Linked DNA regions of Homo sapiens: all the other regions are linked to region 3. A link is a contact called in ENCODE Hi-C or POLR2A ChIA-PET data. All regions are on one chromosome and are shown on one strand. The core of a region is the stretch at or near the end of the contact, and the rest is flanking DNA. Distances in the headings are between cores, read along the strand shown.

Region 1 (2,700 bases), core at 156-2,655, 1.5 Mb after region 3:
AGATTTTTTTTTTTTAATATGTCAGGGGAGGAAAGGGCTGGCAGAGGGCAGGCCACCGACCTTGCATCTCCTGCGCCAGCTGTGACCCGCGCCATTTCTCATTGGCCACAATATGCCCCAAAGGCACGTGCACGGGGCCCGTATCATCAGGGGGGTTCTTTTCCATGGATGGTCTCCACCTAAGGAGGGAAAAGCCAGGCGGCACTTGAGCAGGCTCTCCTGCACACGGCCCTGCATTCCACTCCAAGCCAGGGCCTCTGGGGCAGGATCCCCTCTGCAAACTGAATTATTTGTCAAAGAACTGTCAAATAAGATTCCCTTTATAATTACTAATAAGAAAACACAGGCTGGGCGCGGTGGCTCACACCTGTAATCCCAGCACTTTGGGAGGCCGAGCGAGGCGGGTGGATCACAAGGTCAGGAGTTCAAGACCAGCCTGGCCAAGATAGTGAAACCGCGTCTCTACTAAAAATACAAAAAAATTAGCCGGGCTTGGTGGTGGGCACCTGTAATCCCAGCCACTTGGGAGGCTGAGGCAGAGAATTGCTTGAATCCGGAAGGCGGAGGTTGCAGTGAGCCGAGATCGCGCCACTGCACTCCAGCCTGGGCGACAGAGCAAGACTCGTCTCAAAAAAAAAAAAAAAAAAGAAAAGAAAAAGAAAACACAAAGGCCTGAATGAAGGCCAGGGTGGCTGGAGACGGGATGTGTGGTGGTGGAGGTGGTAATGGCATTGGATTCCAATAAGGCCAGAGGCACGATCAGATTTAAGTTTTAAAAGAATCCTGGGCTGGGCATGGTAGCTCACGTCTGTAATCCCAACATTGGGCAAGGCTGAGGCGTGAGGATCGCTTGTGCCCAGGAGTTCGAGACCAGCCTGAGCAATACAGCGAGATCCCGTTTGCCAATTATTTGTGGCGAAATAAATTCTCTAAGAACCAGGAGATTCCTGTCCTGGTGTCCGCGTCCTTCATTTTCATCACGTGCCTAGCCCCTGATACCCCAGCTGGATCCGCACCGTAGCTTCTCAGTCCAGTCCAAGGCCCGAATACAGCCGGCAGGAACCCCACCGTCCCAGTCTAGAGATCATGTTACTGGTGGCCGCGCCACCTTCCGGGTTCACGCCCTCGGTGCTCGCCCAGTCCTTCATCCAGCCCGCCCTCCGCCTCCCGCAGCGCCGGATAGGCTGTGGCGTCAGAAATGGACGTCTAACCTGACCAATAAGAGAACGGATAAGGGCGGACGTTTCCGCCCTGGCGGGGATTTGAACGGTACCCACTGGTTGCCAAGAACGACCGGTGTGGAAGTAACCTTAGCTCTGATTGGTCGAGGGCCGAGCTGAGCCAATGGCCGACGTGGTTGCTGCAAAGTCCATTGCGAAGAGAAAGCGTGAGGGCTGGGCCTGCGGCGGGCTTTAGGGAGTGGTCCCTGGCTGTGGATAGATCTGCTGATGAGTCCAGGCCCCGGTCCATTCTCCTCGCGCTGCAAGGATGCTCCTGGGATTTCGGAGAGGCCGCAGGAGTCATTTCGTAAGTAGATGCTCGCCCGCCGCGCGTGGGGCTCTGTGGGGCCGGGAATTAGGGGTAAAGTGTTGGGGCGGGTTGGGGTTTGGCCTGAGATCCAGTCAAGGGGGCGGCACAAGAGAAAGTGGTTTTCAGTTGAGGAAGCCTTGATTTTTCGTGTTCTAAACTTTTTTTTTTTTTTTTAAGAAACAGGGTCTCGCTCTGTCGCCCAGGCTAGAGTGCAGTGGTGCGATCATAGCTCACTGCATCCTCGAACTCCTGGGCTCAAGCGATCTTCCCACCCCAGCCTCCCGAGGAGCTGAGACTACAGGCGCGCGCCACTACTCCCGGCTAATTGTTCAATATTTTTGTGGAAACAGGGATCTTGCTATGTTCCTATGGTGGTCTTGAGCTCCTTAGCCTCCTAAAGTGTTGGTATCACAGGCGTGAGCCACTGTGCCCGGCGTTAACAATCTTCTGCCCCAGGGTCGGCCACAGTTGGACAGGAGCACCCTGCCTCCCCTGTAGCATTCGTCCCCGTGCCCGGAGTTAACTCCTGGACGACGTACACCTGCTGCACTGCTGGATATAGCCATTCTTCATTTTTCCCTCCTCCACCCACCATGTACACCCCATCAGCAAGTCCCATCCGATATACCCACTACATACATCTGCCAGCTGTTCCCATCTCCACCCACACCCCGGCCTCCAGCATCTGTCTGGACTGCTGCGGCAGATCCTCACTGGTTTCTCTGCTTCCACTCTCGCCCTTCCCCTAGGTCCATTCTCCACGTAGCAGCCAAGGGGATTCTTATATTTATTTATTATTTAATTTAGTTTTAGAGACAGGGTCTTGTCCTGATGCCCAGGCTGGAGTACAGTGGCATGATCATAGCTCACTGTGGCTTCAACCTCTTGGGTTCAAGTGATCCTCCTGCCTCAGGCTCCTGAGTAGCTGGGACTACAGGTGTGCACCACCACACCTAGGTATTTTTTATTTATTTTATTTTTTGCCTCACACTCTGCCAAGTCTCAATGCCTGGCTAATTTTAAAAATTATTTTGTAGAGGCCACGTGAGGTGGCTCTCACCTGTAATCCAGCACTTTGGGAGGCTGAGGCAGGCGGATCATTTGAGGTCAGGAGTTCAAGATTAGCCTGGCCAACATGGTGAAAACCCATCTCTACTAAAAATACAAAAA
Region 2 (2,700 bases), core at 104-2,603, 1.5 Mb before region 3:
GCGTGCGCACAGGAACACCGCCCCCACGATGAGCAGCGATGCCACCGCATCAGCAGCCACGAGGCCTGCCAGGAGCGGCAGAGAGAGGGACCCACATCCGGAACAAGAGCCTGGAGAGTGGGGGCCGGAACAGGGAGACAACTCAAGCTCTGCGTCCTGGGGCTGTGCTTTGGCCACAGGCAGAGAGGAAGTCCCCTGCGAGGGGGCGGGTCCCAGGTTCCTTGGAGTTGCGCTTGGGGAATGAAACGGGAGACAGATGCAGAGAGGCTGGGGTGTCCCAGGACCCTCGGGGCTGTGCGGCGGGCACACGGGGTGCTCCTGAACACAGGCTGGGGGTCGCTGATTCTGGGACTCGGAGAAGGACACGGATCCTCTGATTTGGGGACGGGAGGTGGGATGGTGACCTGGAGAACCACTGGGGTGTTCTGGGAGCCTCTGGCCAAGCTTCTGGGGTGGAAGTGATACCTGAAGTGCCAGGGTAAAAGGCAGGGAGTGATGATCTCTCTCCTGGAGTCGTCTGAGCTGCAGCCACTGTGGAAAGAGAAAGAAGGTGGATGAGGGTGGAGAGAAGGTCCACAAAACAGAATGCTCAGCCTGGCACCGTGGCTCACGCCTGTCATCCCAGCACTTTGGGAGGCCGAGGCAGGAAGATCGCTTGAGCCCAGGAGTTCGAGACCAGCCTGGGCAACATAGTGAGACCTCGTCTCTACAAGAAATACAAAAATTAGCTGGAAGTGTTGGTTCACACCTGTAATCCCAGTTACTCGGGAGGCTGAGCTGGGAGGATCACCTGAGCCCAGGAAGTCAAGGCTGCCGTGAGCCGTGATTGTGCCACTGCACTCCAGCCTGGACAACAGAGCAAGACCCCATCTCAAAATAAACAAACCAAAAAATAGGGTGTAGAGAAGGAAAGGTAGTGTCCTGAGAAGTAATCTCCAGGCTGGAGAGATGGAACAGGACCACATGGGAAGGGGACTCCCAGAGACATGGAGAGTGACAAGAAATTGGAAGTGGCAGCAGAGACCCAGCCATGAGAAGGGGACGCTAACAGGCAGCCCCTCCAGAACTCCCTGTCTCACCCCCTTCCGCCCCCAAGGACCCAGGCCCTGAAGCAGAATGGATCTCCCAGAAGGGAAGGGGTGCAGGGAGAAGAACCCCACTTTCATCACCCGTCCCTGCAGACGTCACCCAAGCACCCATCTCACAAACGCTCTGCCTACCATCCCCTGTAACCACTGGCTTCACCTGGGAGCAAAAGCAGGAAGAGGATGTGACCCAGATGGATCATGGTGGACTGGGGTCTGGCAGGGGTCTGGCAGAGGACTGTGGTCCAGAGAAGTCCAGAGGAACTGTGGGGGAGCAGAGAAGTAGCAATAGCGGATGTCACCCTGCTGGTGTCAAGGCCATCTGCTTCCTGTGTGTGTTGAGGGGGTGTCTCCGTTACTGCCTTTGGTGAACGAACTCAGGGGGAGGGTCAGAGAGACCAGGGAGGCTGCTGGCCTGGTCCAAGTGGGAATGACAGGTGGCAAGGGTGTGCAGGCTAGGGAGATCTGGAAATATTTTGGAGGTAGGGCCAAGAAAATTTGCTGATTAAATGAATGTGGGTGTGTTTGAGAGGGATCCTAGACAGCCAAGCCTTCTGGCATGAAACGCTGAGAAGATGGGAGTGTCTGCTGGCAGAGATGAAAGGTAGGGAAGTGGGTTTGCGGGGAAAGTGACGAGGTTTGGGCATACAGGGTTGGAAATGCCTGACAATCTCCCTGTGGAGATGCTGAATAACCTCACTGCATTTAGGAGTTCAGGGGATAAGGCTGGTCTGGAGATGTAAATTTGGGGGTTGATGGCTTATGGATGGTACTTAAAGCCACAAGACTGGGTGAGATCACCAAGGAAGTGAGTGCAGACAGGATTCTGCCCCTATCACAACACACACTGAATGGGGGAAGAGGAGGAACTTTGCCAGGGAAATGGAGAAAGAGGGAGGGGACCCCTGAGAGCATGGCATCTTGAAAGCAGGGGAGAGGCCACCGCAGTGGCTCATGCCTGTAATCCCAGCACTTTGGGAGGCCAAGGTGGGGGGATCACCTGAGATCAGGAGTTCAAGCCAATATGGTGAAACCCCGTCTCTACAAAAATACAAAAATTACCCGGGCATGGTGTCAGGCTCCTGTAATCCCAGCTACTTGGGAGACTGAGGCAAGTGGAGGTTGCAGTGAGCCGAGATCTCACCACTTTGCCACTGCACTCCAGCCTGGGCGACAGAATGAGACCCTCTCTCTAACAATAAAAATGTAATAATAAAATAAAATAGAAAAGCAAGCAAGCAGGGGAGAAATAGGGCCAACATGGTCAGTGCTGTGAAAGGTCACCAAGTGAAACTGAGAGTGGCCTCCCACTGGAATGCCAGCTCCAGGGCTGGGAATTCCTGCCTGCTTAGTTCACAATACACAGCAAAATGCCTCCTCTGCTGCAATAAATTATTTTAAATGATGAATGAGTAAATGAAACCAGACCTCTAAAAAGGGTGATGTAGGGGAGAGGGAGAAATTGAGCCACACCCTATACCCTTACCCACAGACCCTTCCTCTGGGAGTCTAGACCCCCAGTCCTGCCTCCCTCTGGACCCAGTAATATTCTCCCTGCCCCCACCCCATCTCCATCCCCACTCCTACCCCTACCCCCATGGGCAGGACCCAGGAG
Region 3 (2,700 bases), core at 97-2,596:
GTAGCTGGGACCACAGGCGCACACCACCACGCCCCGCTAATTTTCTTTTTTTGTAGAGACGGGGTTTCTCTATGTTGCCCAGGTTCTGTTCTTTTTCTTAAATGATACATGGCAAACGTTTATTGAATTTTTGCTGCCTCCCTTAATTCAAGCCTTCATCCATACACAATTTCATTTACTATTAACCTGAGAACTGTGAAAGGAAACTTTTACACATGGTTAAAAAAGTATCATGTTTTAAGTTTTATCTAATTTTTGCTTAAATATATAATACATAAAGGAAAGAAACAATGACTCAGTCGGCCACCCGTACTTTTTTGTTCATTCCATGTTTCCACTAGCCCTTAAGACACTTTAAACTCACACCGAAGGGCCAGTAACATCTCCAATCTCTAAAAAGTTTGCATTAGTAGAAATAACGATTCAAAATAGCACTGGCTTGTCAACGTACACCAATGCAAAAGGCACAGTCCTAACGTCTTTAATGAAACAAGCGAGTGTACCGTCTACTGTGAGAGCAATGACAGTCACGCAGCCTGCGGGAGCCCTGCCACTCGCTCCGTGACCCAGGGTAAGTTACTCAACCCCATTGCGTCTCCCTTTCCTCATCTGTTAAAAATAAAGCAGGGTGGAAATAGCGTTTGCACTCCTCGGGTGGTATGAAGATGGTGCGCGTTCCGTGTGTAAACCCGCTCGTGACCAGCGCTCGGGACGCGTTGGTCGCTATCATTGCCATCCTCCGCCCCGCGTCGTTACTTCGGAGTTACGACAGGGACCTCAAAATTAAAGTCACAACATCCGCGAGGGACTCAATCCTCTCCCGCATCTCCTAACAGCCGGGAATTTGTTTTGAAGGGAGGATAAGAGGCGGCTTCACGCCCACGAAGCGCCACACATTGGCGCTGCCGGGGAGGCGGGGGCCCGCGGCCTCCTCGGCGTCCGGAGCCGGCCCAGCGAGCGGAGGCCCGCCCCGTGCCCAAAGAACAGTCTCCTCCCGCGGGGGGGGCACAACCCGAGCCTCTCAGCCTGCCCCCGCTCCGCAACTCCGGTCCCGGGCTCCGGGCCCTGAGCCTCAGAGCCCCTGGAGCCCCGGAACCCCCGAATCCCAGCCCCCGCACCACAGCCCGCCATTCACGCGCGCGCGCCCGGCCCTCACCAGGTCGATGTGGGAGAAACCGGTGAGCACGAGATTCTTGAGGAGCTCGCAGCCGATGCCGCCCGCCCCCACCACCAGCACCCGGCCCCCGGCCACCGCCTCAGCCAGCTCCCGGGGCAGCCCCCGCGACAGTGCCATGGCGGGACAACCACGAGCCGCGGCGGAGGCGGAGGCGGGAGAACCGAGCCGCGGCCGGAAGCGGGTGGGGGAAGGGCGGCCTGGTTTCCGCTCCTGCGCACTACAGCCTCCGGCAGACACAGGCAGGGCACATCGCGCCGGGGTGTGCTGCAGCCCGCGGGGACCGGCAGGCTCTTGCAAAGGGCTGGCGACCTCCAGCTGAGACCGGCGGTGTTATTCCCACACCAGCATAGGCCCGCCATCAGACCTAAAAAGTCTAAGGGTCGCCTTCTAGCCTGGGGTTTCAACTCCCAGCCAAGACTTCCTTACAGGTTAGAAAACTGATGTCCCTATACGTAAAGAGCTCTTACAAATTAACAAGTGTCACCCCCAAAAAAATATAGGCAAAGGATGTGAACAGGAAACTCACAAAAAATTGGACAATATGATCAATAAGCGTATTAAAATGTAAACCATAAAAGAATCGCTTGAACCCTGGAGGTGGAGGTTGCAGTGAACCAAGATCGCACCACTTCACTCCAGGCTGGGTAACAGAGCAAGACTCCGTCTCAAAAAAGAAAAAAATGTAAACCATGCAAAATGGTAAGATTTTCACCTGCCGGGCGCGGTGGCTTACGCCTGTAATCCCAGCACTTTGGGAGGCCGAGGCGGGTGGATCACGAGGTCAGGAGTTCTGAAACCAGCCTGACTAACATGGTGAAACCCCCATCTCTACTAAAAATACAAAAATTAGCCGGGCGTGGTGGCGTGCGCCTGTAATCCCAGCTACTCGGGAGGCTGAGGCAGGAGAATCGTTTGAACCCAGGAGGCAGAGGTTGCAGTGAGCCGAGATCGCGCCACTGCACTCCAGCCTGGGCAACAGACTCCGTCTCAAAAAAACAAACAAACAAACAAACAAAAAAAAACACCGAAACAGCTGGGGGTGGTGGCACAAGCCTGTAGCCCCAGCTACTCAGGAGGCTGAGGCAGGAGAATTGCTTGAACCCAGGAGGCGGAGGTTGCACCACTGCACTCCAGCCTGAGCAATACAGCGAGACTCTGTCTCAAAAAAAAAAAAAAGTTTTTCACCTACTAAACTGGTAGAAAGAAAAAATAAGTAACACTTATCAAGGGATTGGGAAACAAGCACTCCAACACACTCCAGGTAAAGATTCCAAAGCAAAGCTTCTCTAGAGGGCGTGGTGGCTTGCACCTGTAGTCCCAGCTACTCAGGAGGCTGAGGCAGGAGGATCACTTAAGCCTGAGAGGTCGAGGCTGCAGTGAGCTATGCCCTTACCACTGCACTCCAGCCTGAGAGACAGAGCAAGACCCTGTCTCGAAAAAAAAGAAAAAAAAACCCTAAAATTGTGCACAACTTTTGACTCATTCATTCCAATTCTAGGAAACTGTCCTGTAGCAGTTATCAT
Region 4 (2,700 bases), core at 1-2,500, 1.3 Mb after region 3:
TCTAGAGATTCTTATGCCTCAGCCTCCCAAGTAGCTGGGACTACAGGTGGGCATGACCACACCTGGCTAATTTTTGTATTTTTAGTAGAGATGGTGTTTCACTATGTTGGCCAGGCTGGTCTCGAACTCCTGACCTCCAATGATCCTCCAGCCTCAGCCTCCCAAAGTGCTGGGATTACAGGCATGAGCCACTGTGCCTAGATGACAGAGGGACTTTAAGCACAGAGAGGTTTAACATTCCATTTTAATCCGTTTATTTGCTGTGAGGAAACTCGCTTTGTCTCCCCAAGTCCTAGGAGAAGACAGCTCAGATAGACCAGCCCCAGGGACCTGAATATGGGCTGCTCAAGGACACATGTCTACTTTGTGTCCCTGGGAACAGAAAGACCAAGAATCAGGGATGCACGCATTCACAGCCAAAGGTGACAGTGAGATCGTGAAACCAGGGAGTATGCAGAAATCCTGGGGTGTGGGGCCCCTTGGGGGAACAGGGGCACAGCATGAGGCAATTGTGGGTTCTTGCTGTGTTGGATAACACATCCCCGTATCATAGAGCCACTCTGAGTTGGGGCTCCTCTCATCCTCTCACTTGTAGCCCAGAGCATTCAGTTGACATCCCCATTTTGGAACCCCAAGCTTTCTGTGCATGCCTCACTAGGGCATGCGTCTCTCTTCAAGGTAATTTCTGTTTTTTGTTTTGTTTTGTTTTGTTAGAGACAGAATCTCAGTCTATCGCCCAGGCTGGAGTGCAGTGGCACAATCTTGGCCCAGTGCAACCTCCGCCTCCCGGGTTCAAGCGATCCTCCCACCTCAGCCTCCCAAGTAGCTGGGACTACAGGTTTGCACCACCACACCCGGCTGATTTTTGTATTTTTAGTAGAGACGGGGGTTTCACCATGTTGGCCAGGCTGGTCTCAAACTCCTGACCTCAGGTGATCCGCCCACCTCAGCCTCCCAAAGTACTGGGATTACAGGAGTGAGCCACAGTGCCCAGGCCTGCACAGTAACTTCTGCTGTTCTTAGACACTCCCACCTCAGGGTTTTTGCATCAGCTGTTCCATCTGCCTGGACTGCCCTTCTTCTTCAAGATCCCCACTTATGTAGTCCTTTCTGTTCTCAGCTCAAACACCTCCTTCTCCAGGAAGCTCTGCCCATGCAATGTGGATGGGTCCCCCGCCTCTGTCCCCATCATGTCACCCTGTTGTGGTTTCTCCATTTCACTCCTCACAGTCGGTGGTGTGTTTGCTGGCTTCCTGTCTGTCCTTCATCAGCCCACAGAGGCATCAAGGCCTGTGTCACTCACAGCTGTGTCCCCAGCAACCAGCATTGAGCACAGGAAGGACTCGGGAGGGAAGTTCAGATCCTCAATCTCATGCTGGCCACATGTACCTTCAAAGAGAGCTTCCGGTAGCCTTCTGCTACATCCCAAATAGCCACAGTCCTATCAAACCCTCCAGAAATGAGAAAAGAGCCTGCAACAGAAAATGAAAGGGTGGAGATGGGGGTCAACTTTCCAAGCCAAGTGAGCCCAAAGCCAGCTGAAGATGCCTTGGCGAGGCACCACCTCATCTCACTCTGACAACACTGAAACCCCTTCCTGGAGTGGCTCCACGACCCCAAGCCAATTACAGCTGATTCTTATCATTTACAGTAGTCATGTTCTATGACAGGGGTCCCCAGTCCCTGGGCCACAGACTGGTACCAATCCATGGCCTGTTGGGAACCAGGCCACCCAGCAGACAGTGAGTGGTAGGCAAGCAAGCCAAAGCTTCATCTGTATTTACAGCCACTCCCCATCGCTCGTATTACCACCTGAGCTCGGCCTCCTGTCAGATCAGCTGCAGCATTCGATTCTCACGGGAGCATGAACCCTATTGTGAACTGCGGATGCGAGGGATTAGGTTGTGCACTCTTTATGAGAATCTAATGCCTGATGATCTGTCACTGTCTCCCATCACCCCCAGATGGGACCATCTAGTTGCAGGAAAACAAGCTCAGGGCTCCCACTGATTCTACATGATGCTGACTTGTATAATTATTTCACTATATATTACAATGTAATAATAATAAAAATAAAGGGCACAATAAATGTAATACACTTGGGTCATCCCGAAACCATCCTCCACAGCTCCCATTTGTGGAAAAGTTGTCTTCCATGAAACCTGTCCCTGGCGCCAGAAAGGTTGGGGGCCTCTGCAGTTTTTGCAGACACTGAATTAGTGAATACTGAACCATCGCTCCTAGGGGAAATACAGGGTCAGTTTCCTGCGAGCTCTGGTCACATTCTCATCAGTTGATCAGTACGTAACTTTGTTTTATGTGTGTTTCTGTTTAAAGACACCTTATTGCATATATACTGTTGATTTGTTTACATTGAACTCACAACCAACAGCTGTAACTCATGCCTGAATGGATGCATGCATTTTCCCCATCATAGCACTCTCGCGCTTAGGAACGGCAAACAGCACTTCGGCACTGTGGTTAGGGATCATTTTATTTGTTATTTATTTATTTATTTATTTATTTATTTATTTATTTATTTATTTATTTTTAGAGATAAGGTCTTGCTCTGTCACCCAGGCTAGAGTGCAGTGATGCAATCAGCTCACAGCAGCTTCAAACTCCTGGTCTCAAGCAATCCTCCCACTTCAGTTACCAAGTAGCTGGGACTACAAGCAGGTGCCAGCACACCTGGCTAAA
Region 5 (2,700 bases), core at 91-2,590, 1.1 Mb after region 3:
CAGCAACTTTTTCCAGAAGCAGAATCGACCTTATGAACAGCTTATCCCAAATACTACTCAAGGGCTAACAGATGACCACATCTTAAATATCAAGAGCTTCTAGGTGTAGAATGTCTTCGTAAAGCAAGCCCTTATAGGATTTTCTTTTAAAATTTTCTCTGGGAGTCACATTTCTTTGGGAGAAGTCTGCCTTAAGTGACAACCTATTCATATAAGCAGTCAATTCTGACACAACTACCAATTTTGGTGTCACCCATCAACATTGAGACCTTTCTAAATCTTATACATTTCAGGATGCCAGATTACAGTATAAACTTCAAACAAGAGGAAAACCCAACACGTAAACCTGCGGAAGAGAAGCAACACACCAGCTGCCCTGGAAAACACTCTCCTCCCCCCGCGACACATGCATTTCCATCCTTCGCATCTGGTCACCTCCGCTGGCTGTCGGCCCTGCTCCGCTCCCTCCAACTATGCCTGCGAAGTGCTTCATTTCTTCTCTATTCGACCCGTAGGTGTTGCGTGTTCTTCTAAACTACGTTCAACAGTAAAGTGCAGGACATTCCAACAGCTCCACAAAGAAGCAAAATATTATCTCTGCAAAGTCATGCATTTAAAAACCAGTTGCTTTCCCTATTTTATTGATCAGTCTTTGAACTTCTGAACAGATTTTCGATCACCGCAAGCTGAGCCCTTCTAGAAGATCAGGATTCTAAAGCTCGACTCGGTCCACCTTCTGCTATTCTGGGAACACCCTTCATCCCCAGGGGCCAATGCGAGCCTGGCGGGTCACAGCGCCCGTTTCACCGAGAGGGGGCCGGGCTCCGCAGGGGGCATTCCCCGGCCGTTCGCGCGCTCCCGGCCCGCCGCGAGGGGCGCCCCGGGCAGCGCGGGGGTCGACGGGCGGCGCCGCAGCGCTGGGCCGCGGCCAGGAATGAGCTCAGCGTCCCCGCCGGGTGTTGCCGGCAGGTTGCATCAGACGCCGCGCGGCGCCGCCGCCCGCGCCTCCAGCCTCGCGTGGCCTTCCCGGGCCAGCGGGCCGTCTGGGGCCGGGGCTGGGTTTCCCCGAGCCGGGCCCGCACCCAGTCGAGCGGCCGGCGTCGCCGCGGCCTCCTCCTCCCCGTTCTCAGGGCGCCCGCCGCAGCCTCCTTACCTGCTCCTCTAGCCCGCCTGCCCCCAGGCGGCCTCCACTCCGAGCGGCCCCGCGCGGTGCGGCCCGAGCCGACCCAGGCCTCACAGCCCGCGAGTCAGCGAGGAGGAGCGACGGTTACGAAACCGGCAGCCTCCGCCCGTTCCGCAGCCGCGGCCACCGGCTTCCCCTGCTCGCCGGGGCCGCGCGCGCCGCCGCCGCCATCCCGGCCAATGGGAGCGCCGGCCTGCCGGAGGCACCGCCTTCTCTCGCGACGGGCAGCCCAGTCGACCAATCGTGGGCAGGCTGGCGGCGGGAGGCGGGCCCACGGTGGGGGAGTGGGTTCCGCGCGGCTGGCTCGGCGGGTGTGGCGGGAGCAGGGAGCTGCTTGCTGCGGCGTCCGCGGTCCCTAGGCAGCTCGCCCGGGCTGGCGGCGGCCTAGTGCTGTGGACGACTCAAGTTCGAGTCGGAGGCTGAAAAGCCGTCACCTTGTGGAGGCCAGACGTGCCTTTGGAAGCATTTTCTGAGGTGGTTTTGTGAACCACCGGCGACTGTTTTGGTTTCGCCGCGTCCCTTGGAAGCCCCCGCGGCGTCCCTCACAGAGTTTCTGCGAACGGAACGCCCCGCAGGCGGGCGGGCTTTGTCGCCGCAAAAAGAGTGGAGGCTGACGCGGTGGCTCCCGCCTATAATCTCAGCGCCGAGGGAGGCCGAGGCGGGAGAATGGCTTGAGCCCAGGCGTTGGAGAACCAGCCTGGACAACATAGCGAGACCCCATCTCAGTTACTAATTTTTAAAAAATCGAATGAACCCAGATGTTTCACACATAGGATTAGCATTGATGTCACATGGGTGAAATCCATGTGCTGCAGGCTGTGCTTTGTTGTTAGGGTGAGATGAAGTGAATTTCTTAAAATGATTCTCTTTGGGTGCCTTCCAGGTGCATGGGTGCGAGGTGATCTCTGAAAATAAGCAGCGATCCAGTGTGACTTAAAACTCGCCAGGAGAACCCGAAAGCGTTTTTTTTTTTTTTTTTTTTGAGACGGAGTCTCGCTCTGTCGCCCAGGCTGGAGTGCAGTGGCGCAATCTCGGCTCACTGCAAGCTCCGCCTCCCGGGTTCACGCCATTCTCCTGCCTCAGCCTCCCAAGTAGCTGGGACTACAGGCGCCCGCCACTACGCCCGGCTAATTTTTTGTATTTTTTTAGTAGAGACGGGGTTTCACCGTTTTAGCCGGGATGGTCTCGATCTTCTGACCTCGTGATCCGCCCGCCTCGGCCTCCCAAAGTGCTGGGATTACAGGCGTGAGCCACCGCGCCTGGCCCCGAAAGCGTTTTAACACCAGGAAGCAGCAGCTCGCTGGGCGGAGGGCAGAACTCGCCTGATAGGTTTAATTGCTTCCTCTTTAGCAACGCGTATCGTTCAAACAATTGAGGCTTTGAAAGAGGAAATGTTTCTTCAGCGCCCATGGAACCGGCTCGCCCCGTAAGATTGTTTCGAGGAATCAGTAAGATGATAAAGCAATAAATAAAAATTAAAAGGGGTCACAACGGTGAACAATGGGCTGGGCGCGGTG

What was found. Hi-C counts contacts between places; a loop is a spot of excess contacts on that map. ChIA-PET counts read pairs that join two places held with the same protein, here RNA polymerase II (POLR2A). Pooled maps may share reads with other maps.
Region 1: a map of CD14-positive monocyte shows a loop between it and region 3 (6-fold over the local background). The contact joins the promoter of CEP89 here to the promoter of UBA2 in region 3. A Hi-C loop is called at or near these places in 1 of 168 maps with a recorded cell type or tissue (CD14-positive monocyte) and 7 of 50 pooled maps. POLR2A ChIA-PET finds 5 or more read pairs at or near these places in 1 of 52 experiments (MCF 10A).
Region 2: a map with no recorded cell type shows a loop between it and region 3 (6-fold over the local background). The contact joins the promoter of HCST here to the promoter of UBA2 in region 3. A Hi-C loop is called at or near these places in 1 of 37 single-sample maps with no recorded cell type and 2 of 50 pooled maps. POLR2A ChIA-PET finds 5 or more read pairs at or near these places in 2 of 52 experiments (AG04450 and HEK293).
Region 4: a loop to region 3 is called in a pooled map, with 5 times the contacts of the local background. The contact joins the enhancer-like site here to the promoter of UBA2 in region 3. A Hi-C loop is called at or near these places in 1 of 168 maps with a recorded cell type or tissue (CD8-positive, alpha-beta T cell), 3 of 37 single-sample maps with no recorded cell type and 7 of 50 pooled maps.
Region 5: a loop to region 3 is called in a map of CD8-positive, alpha-beta T cell, with 13 times the contacts of the local background. The contact joins the promoter of CEBPG here to the promoter of UBA2 in region 3. A Hi-C loop is called at or near these places in 1 of 168 maps with a recorded cell type or tissue (CD8-positive, alpha-beta T cell), 1 of 37 single-sample maps with no recorded cell type and 6 of 50 pooled maps. POLR2A ChIA-PET finds 5 or more read pairs at or near these places in 1 of 52 experiments (BJ).

Annotation. Positions count from the first base shown.
Region 1 is chr19:32,970,663-32,973,362 of GRCh38, reverse strand. CEP89 (centrosomal protein 89) reads left to right here and starts at 1,405. Exons shown (of 19, transcript NM_032816.5): 1 at 1,405-1,527. The coding sequence starts at 1,489. It overlaps FAAP24 (FA core complex associated protein 24), which reads right to left and starts at 1,121. Exons shown (of 5, transcript NM_152266.5): 1 at 1,017-1,121; 2 at 61-179. The coding sequence starts at 166. RefSeq lists enhancers at 948-997, 1,378-1,597 and a silencer at 1,138-1,267.
Region 2 is chr19:35,901,182-35,903,881 of GRCh38, reverse strand. It overlaps HCST (hematopoietic cell signal transducer), which reads right to left and starts at 1,353. Exons shown (of 4, transcript NM_014266.4): 1 at 1,246-1,353; 2 at 466-531; 3 at 1-110. The coding sequence starts at 1,288. It also overlaps a transcript of NFKBID not described here.
Region 3 is chr19:34,427,027-34,429,726 of GRCh38, reverse strand. It overlaps UBA2 (ubiquitin like modifier activating enzyme 2), which reads right to left and starts at 1,346. Exons shown (of 17, transcript NM_005499.3): 1 at 1,157-1,346. The coding sequence starts at 1,294. It overlaps LOC124904695 (a long non-coding RNA gene), which reads left to right and starts at 1,363. Exons shown (of 2, transcript XR_007067232.1): 1 at 1,363-1,605. RefSeq lists silencers at 849-1,008, 1,079-1,188, 1,219-1,458.
Region 4 is chr19:33,159,186-33,161,885 of GRCh38, reverse strand. It overlaps WDR88 (WD repeat domain 88), which reads right to left. Exons shown (of 11, transcript NM_173479.4): 8 at 1,390-1,472. LOC124904691 (a long non-coding RNA gene) reads left to right here. Exons shown (of 2, transcript XR_007067228.1): 2 at 1,231-2,115. Among named protein-coding and RNA genes, the nearest start is that of TRT-AGT1-3, 17 kb to the left of the region's middle. RefSeq lists a cis regulatory region at 545 and enhancers at 461-630, 974-1,383. Within about 2 kb of position 1,250, at least 4 of the 41 ENCODE cell types and tissues checked have a DNase peak (open chromatin) inside an H3K27ac peak, as active enhancers do; they include CD8-positive, alpha-beta T cell, where a contact is called at or near this core.
Region 5 is chr19:33,372,349-33,375,048 of GRCh38, reverse strand. CEBPG (CCAAT enhancer binding protein gamma) reads right to left here and starts at 1,340. Exons shown (of 2, transcript NM_001806.4): 1 at 1,154-1,340. RefSeq lists a silencer at 744-1,553.